Regions from separate parts of the Homo sapiens genome. Here regions 1 and 3 are each linked to region 2. Evidence: chromatin contacts called from ENCODE Hi-C or POLR2A ChIA-PET data. All regions are on one chromosome and are shown on one strand. Each heading gives the region's core, a stretch centred on a gene start or an enhancer-like site at or near the end of the contact. The rest is flanking DNA. Distances are from core to core; before and after follow the strand shown.

Region 1 (3,611 bases), core at 881-3,380, 230 kb before region 2:
CTGGCTTCCCGGCACGCAGGTCTCCACAGGCCCGGGCCTTCACCAGGTCCAGCAGCCCATTGACGAAGAAGTTGGTCTTGAAGGAGGCCACACCCTCGGGCGGCACAGGCACTGTCTCGCGGCACTCGGGGCAGCGGACGCGGCCGCCATCCGCCAGCTGTGCCAGGCAGTCTTGGCAGTAGGTATGCAGGCAGGGCAGTGTCTTGGGTGCCCGCAGCTGCTCCAGGCAGATTTTACAGGCCAGGAAGTCGCTGCTCAGGGCCTCCAGGAGGGAGGGCGAGGACCCGTGGGAAACCATGCTGCAGGCAGAGGCGTCAGGATCAGAGTTGAGAAGGCACCTTCACCAGCTCACCCTCTAGCTTCTACCGCCCGTCCTCAAGCCCCACGGATCCCCAGGGCTAGGGGCTGACCCAAATGGCCGGGAAGGAACCTGAGGTCTCACCTGAATGGCCAGGAACTTCCTTCTAGTCTTCTGAGGCCTTGGGCCACTTGCTCTTGAGCTAAGGAGCTGCCCTCCTCCTTCTCCTCCTCCTCCTCCACTTCCGTGTGTACATCCAGCAAACGTAAAAATGTCAGTGCTACTTGTTGGGTCAGACCTGTGAGAACTGACAAGACCAGGAGTCCCTGGCCTTAGCTAATAATCGAATCCTCAGTGTCCCCAGTCCACAGGCCTTGTGGCAAACATGGTGGAAGCCCTCCTGTGTGCACAGGTACTGGGGTCCTGCTGTATAGGGTGCCAGGGTGCGAGGAGCAGGCAGTAAGGACACAGACGGGGATCCCAGTGGGCAGAGATGCCTAGGTCCTGCCAGTTGGGGTAGGATCTTGCAGTAGCTTAGGGGGCTTTAATCCTCCAAGCCCCATACACCTGCCTTCTTTTTATTTTATTTTAGTTTTTAGCAATAGGGTCACCCTCTGTCACCCAGGCTGGAGTGCAGTGGCGTGATCGTAGTTCACTGCAGCCTCAAACTCCTAGACTCAAGTCTTTTGAGTAGTTGGGAGTACAGGCATGTGCCACCATGCCCAGCCTTTTTTTTTTTTTTTTTTTTTTTTGAGACAGAGTCTCACTCTGTTGCCCAGGCTGGAGTGCAGTGGTGCGATCTTGGCTCACTGCCACCTCCACCTGCCAGGTTCAAGTGATTCTCCTGCCTCAGCCTCCCGAGTAGCTGTGATTACAGGTGCGCACCATCACACCCGGCTAATTTTTGTATGTTTAGTAGAAATGGAGTTTGGCCCTATTGGCCAGGCTGGTCTTGAACTCCTGACCTCAGGTGATCCGCCCTCCTCGGTCTCCCAAAGTGCTGGGATTATAGGCGTGAGCCACCATGCCCAGGGGCCCAGCCAGCCCATTTTTTAAAAATTATCACTTTTTGTAGAGATGGGGTCTTGCTATGTTGCCCAGGCTGGTCTCCAACTCCTGGCCTCAGGCTATCCTCCCGTCTCGGCCTTCCCAAAGCATTAGGATTACAGGCATGAGCCACCGCACCCGCCTGGCCTTACACCTGTCTTCTGCTAGACCTGGGGCAGCATCGCGGGTGGTGGAGGCCCCACTTTCTGCATTTAACAGTTTCTAAAGCGGATTCTGGAGCGGGCAGAAAAAACGCTAGGGGAAGGGCTGGTCCCCTTCCCGCTGCTGGCTCACCCTCTGATAGACTTGGCCTTGGCTTATCTCCTGGAGTCCTGTTCTTTTAGCTTTTCCTGCTGAATGCATTCCAGAAACCTCTGGAGGGAGGGAGTCCCGAGCTCCTGGCACAGTGGCTGAGACCTACTTGTTGGGCAGACTAGGTGGAATGTCCCCTTTTCTGGAGCTGGGAGGAGACCTCAGAGAGTGGGACGGGGTCTTTCTTGCGGGGACCTGTGGCCACGGAGCGGGAGGGAGGCGAGTGCAGTTTCCCTCCTGCCCTCTCCTCCTGCCTTCCGGGTGCCTCTTCACGCCCTCCCTTTCCTTCCCTTCCTCCTCCTCCCGCGCTCTCTCTCCACTCCCCTCCCCCTACTCCCTCCGCTCGGTCCTTCCTATAGCTGTGCCGCCCCCCACCCCTTACCTAGCCAGAGCTGATCTTGACCTCTAGGATGGTGAGGGGGCCTGAGGCCTGGAGGCCGCCGTTGCTGGGTGCCTGGAAAAGAAACAAAACTGAAACTAATTGTACTTGTGGTGCAACTTCCGTCCCAGCCAGGGACACACCGACTCGCCTCGCACAGCCTCAGGCCCCGCCTTCCTCCCCACCCGGCCCCGTCCTCTCCCGCCAAGGCCCCCACCCCGGCAGGCAGCTGGCAGGCTTGGGCTGGAGTCCACCAGCCAGGTCGGCCTGTCAGTCCAGCCTCAGGGCTAAGTGTGTGTATGTCACAAACAGGGAACTACCTGAGGGCGGGTTCTCTGAGTAGAGGGTGGAGGGTCACAGGGTTTATTTGTGGGAAGAAATGAGAGCTCATCTGTGATTCAGAGACCAGGGTAACTAGACACATGGCCTCAGGGCGGGTCTGCAGATTTGCTAACACCTCAGGCAGGCAGGTGCCTGCAAAGCTTCAAGAGAGGCCTTTCATTCCATAAACCGTTGCTGAGCTGTAGGAGAGGCTGTGGGGGATCAGGTAAGAAGCCTCTTGCTGAGGGAACAGCACAGGCTTCCTGGAGAAGGCATCAATGAGATGAGTTTAAAGAAGGCGGGAGGATTGCTTCAGCCCAGGAGTTCAAGACCAGCTTGGGCAATATGGTGAGACCCAGTCTCCATAAAAAATTCGCTAGCCGTGCATGGTAGCGCATACCTGTAATCCCAGATACTCAGGAGACTGAGGCAGGAGAATCACTTGAACCTGGGAGGTCGAGGCTGCAGTGAGCCATGATGGTGACACTGCACTCCAGCCTGGATGACAGAGCAAGACCCTGTCTAAAAAATAAAACAGTAAGAGGGCATAGAGGGCTGGAGAACACTGAGAAGAATGTTCCTGTTCCAGGTACTGGGAGCAGCAAGGGTACATCCCCATTTAGGATGATGTGTGTGGAGAGGATACGAGAGTGTTGGCAGAGAAGCCTGCATTTTATCAAAAAAGACAAAAGAATCATTGCAGGAGATTTCCCTCAACATTTCATGAAAAAATAATTTTTATTTTGAGACAAAGCCTCGCTCTGTCGCCCAGGCTGGAGTGCAGTGGTGTGATCTTAGCTCACAGCAACCTCCGCTTCCCGGGTTCAAGCGATCCTCCTGCCTCAGCCTCCAAAGTAGCTGGGATTACGGGCACTCACTGCCACGCCCAGCTAATTTTTGTATTTTTAGTAGAGATGGGGTTTCACTATGTTGGCCAGGCTGGTCTCGAACTTCTGACCTCAAGTGATCCACCCACCTTGGCCTCCCAAAGTGCTGGGATTACAGGCGTGAGCCAACATGCACAGCCTCATTTTATGAAAAATTCAAAGCACAAAGAAGTTGAAAGAATTGCGGTGAACACCCATATCTCCACCACTTCTGTTCTACAATTATCATTTTACCGTAATTAATTCATGACATACCTATGCATGTTTGTACCTTTTTATCCACATGGCGGAATTTAAGTAGGAAACTGAAGCTGTAAGAGCTCACTCTGGCAGCAGCCGAGAGGACAGAAGGGAGCCTGACCTCAGG
Region 2 (3,371 bases), core at 569-3,068:
ATCATGTCCTCCCATACTATAGTCAGTCCACACCCGCCCCAGGACCCACTCACCAATCCTCAGAAAAACAACTATGCTGAACATGGACAGGACAGTGGGCACCACCACACCCAGGAAGGTGGACAGCTTCCGGGCAGACGCCCCTCCAGGACCCCCGGCCCCATTGGCAGGGAGGGCAACCCCCTCCTCCCCCAGGAGCCGGTAGGCCAGCAGAGGTGAGCTCTCGCTGGCCATGGCTGAGCACAGGTAGAGGAAGCCACAAATGGGTTAGGTGACCTGCAAAGGAGATTATGTTGCATCAAAAGCTCCCCCACAGAGCTCGCCCACCCCCAAAGACCACTAATCAAACACCCTGAAGCCTCCCCAAAAGACAGAGCTGCTCTCTACTAAAAATACAAAAATTGGCCAGGCTCGGTGGTTCATGCCTGTAATCCCAGCACTTTGGGAGGACGAGGCAGGTGGATCACCTGAGGTCAGGAGTTCGAGACCACCCTGGTCAACATGGTGAAACCCCGTCTCTACTAAAAATACAAAAAGTAGCTGGGCATGGTGGCTCATGCCTGTAGTCCCAGCTACTTGGGAGGCTGAGGCAGGAGAATCCCTTGAACCCAGGAGGCAGAGGTTGCAGTGAGCCGACATCACACCACTGCACTCCAGCCTGGGTGACAGAGTGAGACTCCGTCTCACAAGAAAAAAAAAAAAATTAGCCAAGCGTGAAGGTGCATGCCTGTAATCACAGCTACTTGGGAGGCTGAGACACGAGAATCGCTTGAGTCCTGGAGGCGTAGGGCTGCAGCGAGCCGAGATCATGCCACTGCACTCCAGCCTGGGTGACAGAGCGAGACCCTGTGTCAATAAAAAAAAAAAAAGAGACAACCGCAAGGAAACAGGAACGCACCCACACCCTGCTTACCGGCAACTCAAAAAAGTCCGTGGGCTGCAAATGGTACCAGCCACTGCCCCACAAAAAAGTGGTACCCCAAACCTGTCAGCAGGGGTTTCAAGGCCCCTCCCGGCTCCTGGGGGCCACCCCTTCCCTTATGTTCCTGAGACTAGGGATGGCACCGGTTCTGGAAAGGGGCAAAGGTTCTCTGACGGCACAGGCTTCTCCAGCCTCTCCTTCCTTAACTAGCAATGCAAGAGGAACCAAATCTCCCAAAAGGGAAGTAAGTTACGGGCAGGAGAGCCTTCCCCATCCTCTCCTTCGGTGTCCTGAGCTGCCCCTACCAAGCCCCCCAATGCAATCACCGCACCCACAGGTAACAAGAAACTTCCAACTCTTTCAAAACCCCACCCTCCGTCAATCCTCTCCCTCAACCCATCTCAAACCCCCTCCTCCTCGCCTTAGCCTCCCCGATTCCTCCCATCCACACGAGGCACCCCTCCCCACAAACTCTACCAACCCAAACACACCCTAGCGAAACAGAAACACAGACCGGCTCCCACCGAGCGACACAAGGTCCCCGGGTCCTCCTCCTCCCCCAATCCGGGCTCCTGCCCCTTTGCGCCCGTTGGGGTGCAAGGGAGCCAAGATATCCTTCTCCCCGGCCAGGTGCACCCCACAGCTCGGGGGCCGCGAGGCGCTCACTCACCCACCCGCAGGACGCAGCGCTCGGGGGCGATCCCCGCGAGCCGGGGGGCTCCGCTCGGGCGGAGAGTGCACGGGGGCCGGAAAAGACAGCTGCGGCTACCGGGATGCCAGGCCTGGAGCCTGTCCCCACCCCCACCAGCACGCGCGCGCTATTGGTCCCCGTCCTCGGCCCCGCCCCATGGCGCGCCCGGAGAAGCCCGACCCTCTCTGCTCTTCCCCAGCCTGCGCTGCTCCAGCTCCACGTGCGCCCGGGGATGCAATGCAGCCCTGCAGACAAGCGTCTCCGGCAGGACGTGGGCCGCGGGTCTCGGAGCCTCCTTCACTTAGGTACAAACAATCGTCGCCGCAGGGGCCGGACCCCAGTCCGAGCTCCGAGGTGCGGTGAGCAGCCACCCCACTAAAGGGGGCGTGTGAGGATGGCGGAAAGCGGCAGGGAGGTGGGCGGGGCTGCAACACCTGGGCCAGGTGCGTCACGGGAAATCCGGCCCACTTCGTTCAGGGACTTCTGGAGTTCTAGTCCTCCAACCTCTCAAAACCCTAGAACCTCCACCGGGTCCCAGCCTCGCCCCTCACCCGCTGCGGGGATCCTCCCTTCGCGCCCGATCCAGCTGCGCTCTTCGCTTCCGCCACCGGAGGGAGCCATTGGCCGCCGATCTGGGCCCAGGGTCGCTTTGCACCGTCTGATGCCCGCTTTCTTGCCTCCCTGCAGTGTTCTCACTTCCAGCAGAAATCCTAGAGCCTATGAACTCTACTGAGAGCTGAGACTCCTTCTTCACTCTTTACAGATCCCATGAACAGCAGTACCACCTGCCAACGCGTCCTCATATGTAAAATGGGCATAAACTCGAACCTCCCTCCTAAGGCTGTGAGTTCAGTGAGCATTTAATGGGCACTTTAGAACAACGCCTAAAGGTTTGATAAATTATCCCTTGCAAATAGCACTGCATTAAATTAGCCACTCTGTGAGGTAGGTACCGCTATTTCAATTTTTCAGATTAGGAAATTGGAGCTTGGAAAGTTTCAGATACATTTCCTTTTTTTTTTTTTTTTTTTTTTGATCCAGGAACTATTACACAGGCTGGAGTGCAGTGGCGCGATCTCGTGTCACTACAACCTCTGCATTTCCGGCTCAAGCATCCTCCTGCCTCAGCCTCCGCAGTGCCTGGAACTACACAGGCACACACCACGCCTGGCTAATTTTTAAATATTTTGTAGAGACCGGGTTTCGCCATGTTGCCCAGGCCTCTCTGGAACTCCTGAACTCAAGCATGCGCCTGCAGTCCCAGCTACTTAGGAGGCTGAGGCAGGAGGATCGCTTGAACCTGGGAGGCAGAGGTTGCAGTGAGCTGAGATCGCACCACTGCACTCCAGCCAGGGCAACAGAACGAGACTCTGTCTCAAAAAAAAAAAAAAAACTTTTTCAGGGTCAGTTAGTTATAAGCACTCCCTTGGCATACCCTGGCCTGTCCGTCACTGAACTCTGCTTCCATAAATCTCAACCTCCACCTTACCTTGTTAGTCTGTGGTTTTGCCTTGGACCTTGTCTTCATCAATGACTGCAGCCCCTCCTCTTCAGTTCACCTCTTCTACTGCGCTTATTAAAGAAAAAAATCTGACTCTTGTTAAAACAGTAAGTCAGACTTTATTCAGGACTATTTTGATTGGCACCAAGAAGGTGGCAAGGAGCTGGGTGCAGTGGGTCACGCCTGTAATCTCAGGACTTTGGAAGGCTGAGGCAGGAGGATCACTTGAGCCCAAGAGCTCCAGACCAGCCTGGGCA
Region 3 (3,275 bases), core at 669-3,168, 210 kb after region 2:
GAGGATGAGGTGGGGAGGGGCTTCAGAGGGATGTGAACCCAAGGGGTGGTTGGGGCCTGTTGGAGGATTCCCAGGGGCTGCACCTGCCTGTCCACACCTCCCTCCAAGGCCACCCTGACCCTGATATTACCCCCTCCACCCAGGGCACTTTCCAGCAGATGTGGATCTCCAAGCAGGAATATGAGGAGGGCGGGAAGCAGTGCGTGGAGCGAAAGTGCCCCTGATGGCACTCCTCCCCACACACCTGCTCCCAAGCTCAGATGGAAGTCCCTTAACCCCCATGCCACATTGCCCCCCTCCTCCTTTCCCTCTTGTCCTCATTAATGGTGATGTTTCTGGGTTGAAAGAAGTAAAAATGTTTTAAGAAAAAAAAGTTTGGCCTCCGTGGGGTGGGGAGTGGGCACAGGGGTCTGGAGGGAGGTGAGGGGAGGGAGTCTCACTTCTACACCCATGCCGATCCCACAGTGGGTGCTGGGACACAGCCCCAGGGGCCATGGATTCCTCAGGTTTCCTAGGGGTTGTGACCCAGGGAGGGCCACATGACGAGGACCGGGGGTTGGGGGAGTTGCTGGGGGCTAACAGTTGTGGTGGGAGGTGGGAGGGGCTGCAGGGTGCAGTGGAGGGGCACGGCCTGGGGTGAGTGTGGCAGGAGGTGGGTGGAGCAGGAGGTGAAGCCTGGATGGGCGGAACAGGAGGTGGGGCCTGGTGGGCGGGGCCTCAGCGTAGGCCTTAGGTCTCAGGGGAGCAGCACGCCTGAGCACCCCAGGACCTGCGCTCAGGTGAGATGCGCTATGCCTTCCTTCCTGGGGCTCTTGGTGGTGACAGACATGGGGCGGGGACTAGGGCGCTGGTGCATCCCAGCAGCTCGGAACTTCTCTGGACCTGAGTAGGAGCTGATGTTTCCCAGGGGAAACCCGAAAGGGAAACTTGGTGGGACCCTGAGCCCTCCTCTTCAGAGCTACTTGTCTTGGGGCCCTCGGAAGGGTTTGGGGACCTGCGCCCCCTGCCTGTTTAGCAGTTTATGCCTGTGACATGTTTCTGGGGTGAGGCTAACTGGCCTTTCATCAGCCTCAGAACCCAAAGAGGTAGAAACCCATGTGATCCAAGTCCTTCGGTGACCAAACGGGCCGGTGCCCAGGGAGGACCATGACTTGTCCAGGGTCACCCAGCTCTGCCCACACCTTGGCGGGGACTCTGATCACTCCTCCCCACTGACCCACATATCCCTGACCCCAGGACCCCTATCTGGGAGCTCTCGCTGGTCTCATCTGACCATGTGCTCCCACCTGTGCCCCTCCTTCTCCAGCAGCCAGCAGGAGTCTGAGAACGACCTTTCAAAAGAGACACACATGCACACCACCAGACCAGACCCCCAAGTCACACCACTGTGGTGCCTCCAGCTTAGAATGCCACTGGGGCAAGTGTCAGGACAGGGAGGACAGCTGATATGTCACAGGACCGGGGCACTGGGGGACTCTGAAGGCCAGATGAGGAAGGGGCAGATGTCTTAGGGGTGAATCTTCCACCTGGGCATGGCGGGGCTTAGGAAGGGGTCCCCAGGATCCAGGGAGGGGTAAAAGCAGGAGAGGGGAGGGGGCACCCATGTCTCTGCCCTCCCCCACTATCGGCCCCCTTCCCCCACCCCTGATGGGAACTAGGAGGCCAAAGTCCGCCCCAAGGTCAAAAAATTGATTGTTTTGCAGGGAGGAGGCAGGCGTGGGGCTGTGGAGAGATTGGCAGGGGAGAGCACAGCCCCTTGTGCTCTGGCCTGGACCCGGGGGCCACGTCTGGAAGGCTGGACTGAGGCCAGGACTGTGCCCCCACCCTTGGGGGTGGTGAGGAGCAGCCTTGGTTCAGGCTGCCTGCCAGGACTGATAAGGGGCCCTCCTAGGGCTCCCACAAACGGTTTATCGGTTTATCGCTGGGGGACAGCCTGCAGGCTTCAGGAGGGGACACAAGCATGGAGCGGCTTTGGGGTCTATTCCAGAGAGCGGTAAGACTAGTGGGATTGGGAAGACCCCTTAGGCCTTCTCTCTAAGTCCCTCAGCCCCCTCCCAAGCCCCTGAGGCTGGCCCCTCCTGGACCGTGTCCTGACCTCGCTTCTTCCCACCCCTGCCCCTCCCCCACGCCCCCACCACCATGCTCATTTGACACCCCCAAGTCACTGACCTCATTATTGCCAGATGCCTCCCCACCCCCCAGGCCTCTTGCCCCAATCTCATGCCCACCTCGCCTGCACAGCAACAACTGTCCCCAAGATCCTCTCAGACCGTCTACCAGCGTGTGGAAGGCCCCCGGAAAGGGCACCTGGAGGAGGAAGAGGAAGACGGGGAGGAGGGGGCGGAGACATTGGCCCACTTCTGCCCCATGGAGCTGAGGGGCCCTGAGCCCCTGGGCTCTAGACCCAGGCAGCCAAACCTCATTCCCTGGGCGGCAGCAGGACGGAGGGCTGCCCCCTACCTGGTCCTGACGGCCCTGCTGATCTTCACTGGGGGTGAGAGCCGTCCCCCTCCCCAGAAGTGAAGGGCTTGGGCTGGGGGAGATTTCTGGGGTCCAGAGGTGGGCATAAAGAGAATCCCCATCTTGCCACCCGCCAGCCTTCCTACTGGGCTACGTCGCCTTCCGAGGGTCCTGCCAGGCGTGCGGAGACTCTGTGTTGGTGGTCAGTGAGGATGTCAACTATGAGCCTGACCTGGATTTCCACCAGGGCAGACTCTACTGGAGCGACCTCCAGGCCATGTTCCTGCAGTTCCTGGGGGAGGGGCGCCTGGAGGACACCATCAGGTAGGGATGGCCCTGCCCCATCCTGTTCTCGAGTGTCCCTCCCCTCATCCGCTCAGACTGGGCCTCCCTGCCTCCTGGCCCAGGCCTCTGGTGTCTGGGTCCCCCTCCTGAGTCCTCCCATCTGCCTTCCTGGCCCCCCTGTTCAGCGGTCCTGGGAAGGATGGCAGGCATTCGGAGCTGAGGTTCCAGGGGACTGAGGCTCTGAGGGTGGCATATTTGGGAGGTGAGGGAGCTGACTGTCTGAGATCAGAGGGGTGCAGCATCCAGTATCAGACTGGACAGACCCAGAAAAGCCTTGAATGCCTCACCCAGGCGCCTAGATTTGGAGCAGGGAGCGCTGAGGGGTTCTGAGAAGCCGCATTCTAGGGAATCAGAAAACCAAGCAAGCAAGCCTGGGCAATACGATGAAACCCCGTCTCTACCAAAGAAAACACAAAAATTAGCTGGGGATGATGGCGAGTGCCTGTAGTCCCAGTTACTTGGGAGCTTGA

What was found. Hi-C counts contacts between places; a loop is a spot of excess contacts on that map. ChIA-PET counts read pairs that join two places held with the same protein, here RNA polymerase II (POLR2A). Pooled maps may share reads with other maps.
Region 1: a pooled map shows a loop between it and region 2 (6-fold over the local background). The contact joins the promoter of TRIM56 here to the promoter of SLC12A9-AS1 in region 2. A Hi-C loop is called at or near these places in 2 of 37 single-sample maps with no recorded cell type and 9 of 50 pooled maps. POLR2A ChIA-PET finds 5 or more read pairs at or near these places in 8 of 52 experiments (A549, CD4-positive, alpha-beta T cell, Caco-2 and 5 more).
Region 3: a pooled map shows a loop between it and region 2 (2.8-fold over the local background). The contact joins the promoter of TFR2 here to the promoter of SLC12A9-AS1 in region 2. A Hi-C loop is called at or near these places in 1 of 168 maps with a recorded cell type or tissue (B cell), 5 of 37 single-sample maps with no recorded cell type and 7 of 50 pooled maps. POLR2A ChIA-PET finds 5 or more read pairs at or near these places in 4 of 52 experiments (AG04450, H1, activated B cell and 1 more).

The regions. Positions count from the first base shown.
Region 1 is chr7:101,084,000-101,087,610 of GRCh38, reverse strand. TRIM56 (tripartite motif containing 56) reads right to left here and starts at 2,130. Exons shown (of 3, transcript NM_030961.3): 1 at 2,040-2,130; 2 at 443-605; 3 at 1-299. The coding sequence starts at 298. RefSeq lists enhancers at 1-438, 2,520-2,569, 3,273-3,611.
Region 2 is chr7:100,851,061-100,854,431 of GRCh38, reverse strand. It overlaps SLC12A9-AS1 (SLC12A9 antisense RNA 1), which reads left to right and starts at 1,818. Exons shown (of 2, transcript NR_146550.1): 1 at 1,818-1,918. It overlaps SLC12A9 (solute carrier family 12 member 9), which reads right to left and starts at 1,719. Exons shown (of 14, transcript NM_020246.4): 1 at 1,597-1,719; 2 at 54-276. The coding sequence starts at 234. RefSeq lists a silencer at 1,483-1,792 and enhancers at 2,083-2,232, 2,303-2,502.
Region 3 is chr7:100,640,195-100,643,469 of GRCh38, reverse strand. It overlaps TFR2 (transferrin receptor 2), which reads left to right and starts at 1,918. Exons shown (of 18, transcript NM_003227.4): 1 at 1,918-1,993; 2 at 2,242-2,494; 3 at 2,598-2,784. The coding sequence starts at 1,961. ACTL6B (actin like 6B) reads left to right here. Exons shown (of 14, transcript NM_016188.5): 14 at 144-373. The coding sequence ends at 224.